2 separate regions of the Homo sapiens genome follow, and region 2 is linked to region 1. Evidence: read pairs that join two places in POLR2A ChIA-PET (ENCODE). Cell type or tissue: A673. All regions are shown on one strand.

The links. Peaks named below come from ENCODE experiments on the same cell type or tissue, not always from the same donor. Only the 100,000 strongest peaks of a DNase experiment are listed, where the experiment ranks them.
Region 2: POLR2A ChIA-PET joins it to region 1 with 11 read pairs; 8 of 35 experiments call an interaction of 5 or more read pairs at or near these places.

Annotation. Positions count from the first base shown.
Region 1 is chr19:55,129,899-55,132,398 of GRCh38, reverse strand. No RefSeq gene overlaps it. Among named protein-coding and RNA genes, the nearest start is that of MIR7975, 7.9 kb to the right of the region's middle. In A673, no CTCF peak of the experiment used is centred here; no DNase peak of the experiment used is centred here.
Region 2 is chr19:55,446,800-55,449,299 of GRCh38, reverse strand. No RefSeq gene overlaps it. Among named protein-coding and RNA genes, the nearest start is that of SHISA7, 4.8 kb to the right of the region's middle. RefSeq lists a silencer at 1,964-2,258. In A673, no CTCF peak of the experiment used is centred here; a DNase peak (open chromatin) is centred at 1,409.

The DNA of each region.
Region 1 (2,500 bases):
AGTGTTGGGATTTTAGGTGTGAATCACTGCACCGGCCGCAGCATCTTTTTTTTTTTTTTTTTTTGAGATGGAGTCTTGCTCTGTCACCCAGCCTGGAGTGCAGTGGCATGATCTCGGCTCACCGCAACCTCCACCTCCCGGGTTCAAGCAATTTTCCTGTCTCAGCCTCCCAAGCAGCTGGGACTACAGGTGCCCACCAACATGCCTGGCTAATTTTTGTATTTTTAGTAGAGACAGGGTTTCACCATATTGGTCAGGCTGGTCTCAGACTCCTGACCTCAGCTGATCCTCCCGCCTCAGCCTCCCAAAGTGGTGGGATTACAGGTGTGAGCCACCATGCCCAGCTTTTTTTTTTTTTTTTTTTTTTTTTTGAGACAGAGTCTCACTCTGTCACCCAGGCTGGAGTGCAATGGCAAGATCTCGGCTCACCGCAACCTCCACCTCCCGGGTTCAAGCAATTCTGCCTCAGCCTCCCGAGTAGCTGGGACTACAGGCGCCTGCCACCACGCCAGCTAATTTTCGTGTTTTTAGTAGAGACGGGATTTTACCATGTTGGCCAGGCTGGTCTCGAACTCCTGACCTCAGGTGATCCGCCTGCCTCAGCCTCCCAAAGTGCTGGGATTACAGCCGTGAGCCACCGCGCCTGGCCCACCGCTAGTTTTTCATAATAGCCAAAAGGCAGAAGCAACTCAAATGCTCATTAACTGATGAACGGATAAACATACGTTGGTTCATCCACACAGTGGAATGTTGTCTAGCCACGGAAAGGAATGAAGTGCTGACATGTGGTGTGACACGCACGAACCTTGAAAACATACTAAGCGAAAGGAACCAGACATCAAAGGTCACATATGATTCCACTTATATGAATTTTCTAGAATAGGCAAATCCACAGAAGTAGGAAGGAGGTTCGTGTTTTTGAGGGGCTAGGGGACGGTGGGTAGAGATGACGGCTAAGAGAATGGCGTTTCTTTTTCGATGATGAACATGTTCTGGAATTAGATAGTGGTGATGGTTGCACAACGTGAATATACTGAAAAACTCTGAATTGTACTTTAGTTGGTACATCTTATGATATGTTAAGCATATCCAAATTAAGAAATTCAAAAGCAGGCCAAGCGAGGTGACTCCTGCTTGTAATCCCAGAACTTTGGGAGGCAGAGGCGGGAGGATCTCTTTTTTTTTTCTTTTAGACAGAGTTTCGTTCTGTCACCCAGGCTGGAGTGCAGTGGCGTGATCTCGGCTCACTGCAAGCTGGAGGCAGGAGGATCTCTTGAGGTCAGGAGTTTGTGACCAGCCTGGCCAACTCGAGGAAACCCTATCTCTACTAAATTACAAAAAAAAAGAAAAAAAGATTAGCTGGGCATAGTGGTGGCTGTAATCCCAGCTACTCAGGAGGCTGAGGCAGGAGAATCGCCTTGAACTGGGGAGGTTGCAGTGAGCCAAGATCACACCACTGCACTCCAGCCTGGGCGACAGAGCGAGACTCCATCACACACACACACACACACACACACACACGCACACACACACACGCACACACACACACAATGCAAAAGTAAATTTAAAAAGTGACACGTAAAGTTTCGTATGGGAGAGTCAGTTCAGTGACAATAAGTATTGTTTGCTGTTCTGCCTTTCCGACTTTCCATTTGGGATGTCTTATTAGTGACCATGTGGGTCTGGCCACTGGGCCCTAAATCCCAAATAACCAGACAGTTGCTATGCTTTGAATGTATGTATCCCCTCAAAATTTACATGTTGAAACCTGATCATGAATGCAATAGTATTCCACGGGACTTTAGGAGGTGACTAGGTCATGAAGGCAGAGCCCTCACAAATGGGGTTAATGTCCTTATAAAAGAGGCTTGAGGGAGAGCCCCTTGCCCCTTTGGCTGTGTGAGGACACAGCAAGAAGGCACCATCTGTGAAGCAGAGAGCAGGCCCTCCCTCCACACTGAGTCTTCTGGCGCCCTGATCCTGGTCTTTCCAGCCTACAGACCTGTGAGCAATACATTTGTATTGTTTGTAAATGACCAGGTCTACGGTGTTCTGTTACAGCAGCCCAAATGGACCAACACAACAGTTGATTTTCTTTTTCTTTCTTTCTTTTTTTGTTTTAATTTCTTTTTCTTTTTCTTTTTTTTTTTTTTTGAGATGGAGTCTCGCTCTGTCACCAGGTTGGAGTGCAGTGGCGCAATCTCAGCTCACTGCAAGCTCCCACTCCCTGGTTCAAGCGATTCTCCTGCCTCAGCCTCCCAAGTACCTGGGATTACAGGCCCGTGCCAACACACCCAGCTAATTTTTTTTTTTTTTTGTATTTTTAGTAGAGACGGGGTTTCACCATGTTGGCCAGGATGGTCTTGATCTCCTGATATCGTGATCCTCCCACCTCATCCTCCCAAAGTGCTGGGATTACAGGCGTGAGCCACCGTGCCCGGCCTTCTTCTTTTTTTGAGACAGGGTCTCCCTCTGTCACCCAGGCTAGAGTGCAGTGGTG
Region 2 (2,500 bases), 320 kb before region 1:
TCGGCAGTGTCTCTGCGCAGCTTTGTGTGAGGTCAGGGAAGAATTCATCCAGTGTCTGGATGGGGCCGCTGTGTCTGCAGGTGCACGTCCTCTCTCCACCCACCTATAGGTGCTGCCCTGACCAGGAGGGGTAGAGAAGCTGTGTGTGGTGTGTGTGCGTGTGGTGTGTGTGTGTGGTCTGTGTGGCGTGTGTGTGGTGTGGGGGGTCAGTGTGGTGTGTGTGTGTGTGTGTGTGGTGTGTGTTTGTGTGGCCTGTGTGTGGTGTGTGTGTGTGTATGTGTGGCCTGTGTGGCATGTGTGTGGTGTGGGGGGGTCAGTGTGTGGTGTGTGTGTGTGTGTGTGTGGTCTGTGTGGCGTGTGTGTGGTGTGGAGGGTCAGTGTGTGGTGTGTGTGTGTGGTGTGTGGTGTGTGTGTGTGTGTGGTGTGTGTATGTGTGGCCTGTGTGCGTGTGTCAGTGTGTGGTGTGTGTGTGTGGTGTGTGTGTGTATGTGTGGTGTGTGTGTGGTGTGTGTGTGTATGTGTGGTCTGTGTGGCGTGTGTGTGGTGTGGAGGGTCAGTGTGTGGTGTGTGTGTATGTGTGGTGTGTGTGTGGTGTGTGTGTGTGGTGTGTGTGTATGTGTTGTCTGTGCGGCGTGTGTGGTGTGGAGGGTCAGTGTGTGGTGTATGTGTATGTGTGGTGTGTGTGGTGTGTGTGTGTGGTGTGTGTGTGTATGTGTGGTCTGTGTGGCGTGTGTGTGTTGTGGGGGGGTCAGTGTGTGGTGTGTGTGTGTGGCGTGTGTGTGTATGTGTGGTCTGTGTGGCGTGTGTGTGGTGTGGAGGGTCAGTGTGTGGTGTGTGTGTGTGGTGTGTGTGTGTATGTGTGGTCTCTGCGGCGTGTGTGGTGTGGAGGGTCAGTGTGTGGTGTATGTGTATGTGTGGTGTGTGTGGTGTGTGTGTGTGTGGTGTGTGTATGTGTGGTGTGTGTGTTTGTGTGGTCTGTGGGTGGTGTGTGTGTGTATGTGTGGCCTGTGTGGCGTGTGTGTGGTGTGGGGGGGTCAGTGTGTGGTGTGTGTGTGTGGCGTGTGTGTGTAATGTGTGGTCTGTGTGGCGTGTGTGTGGTGTGGAGGGTCAGTGTGTGGTGTGTGTGTGTATGTGTGGTGTGTGTGGTGTGTGTGTGGTGTGTGTGTGTATGTGTGGTCTGTGCGGCGTGTGTGGTGTGGAGGGTCAGTGTGTGGTGTATGTGTATGTGTGGTGTGTGTGGTGTGTGTGTGTGTGTATGTGTGGTCTGTGTGTGGTGCGTCTGCGTGTATCGCTGAGTTTGAGGGGAGGTGCGCCACTGCTCCTGCTCTCCCTCCCTGTCCCCCTGCTGGAGTTGTCAATGGCCTAGAGCTGTGTCTCCTTGGGTGTGTGCACCACGTGCGTGCAGTTGGAGCAGCCAGTGGGACTCTGTCAGCAGAGGGAGAAATCGTGTCCATGGAGCCTGGCGGAGGCTTGGCACGGAATGCGGAGTGAGCAGAACTGCCAGCCCATACAGCAGCCTCTGTGCAGATGAGACAAAGGCACCCCCCACCTTGCCCAATCCGCTCTCCCAGGTCTGTGGTTTGGCACGCAGATGGCACCCTTGTGTGAGCTTGGAAGGGGCACTCCTTACCCCAAATGGATGCAGCCCCACTGGCACACGCCCTGGGAAGCAGAGCCCAGCAGGATTTCAGCCTCTCAGCCAGACCCCCTTGTGCAGTGCACGACCTGCCCAACCCTACATGGTAGCCCTCAATGAATGAAGGAATCTGCAGTGCTGCATGCATGTGCCACTTCTGGAAGGGATGTGTCTCTGTGTGGGGGAAAAAGGCATCCATGCTGTACAGGTCACAGTGCTCAGAGACCTGAGTTCAAAGCCCAGCCCCACTCTTTGGGCACCTTGGGTCTCAGGCAAATGATGTGACCTCTCGGAACCTCAGCGTCCTCATCTGAAATGAGTGTGTCAGTACACACACATGTGGCCAGCAGAGATGACAGCTATGAAAGTTGCAAAGCAAGTGAGGAATTGGGAGCATGTCTGGGGCTGCTGTTACCGCTAGGACAGGAAGGCTGGCTGAAATGACATGCTAGGGACACCCTGAAGGAAGGGAGAAAGGAGGCAGGTCAGAGCAGGATCTGTGGAAAGGAAGGGGCTCCCAGACGAAGGAAACAGCACGTGCACAGGCAGGAAGGTGGAGCGTCTTGAGCATGAACTTGGAAGGTATGAAGGGAAAAGGAAAGGATGAGAAGAGGAGCTACTGGCAGAGTTGGGGTTTTATTCCAGGTGTGACAGGGAACCAGAATGCGGACAGGGGAGTGGTTGATGCCATTTGACGTGTTTCCTTTTTTTTTTTTTTTTTTTTTTTTTTGAGATGGAGTCTCACGCTGTCACCCTGGCTGGAGTGCAGTGGTGTGATCTCAGCTCACTGCAACCTGAGCCTCCGGGGTTCAAGCGATTCTCCTTCCTCAGCTTCCCGAGTAGCTGGAATTAAAGGCGCCCGCC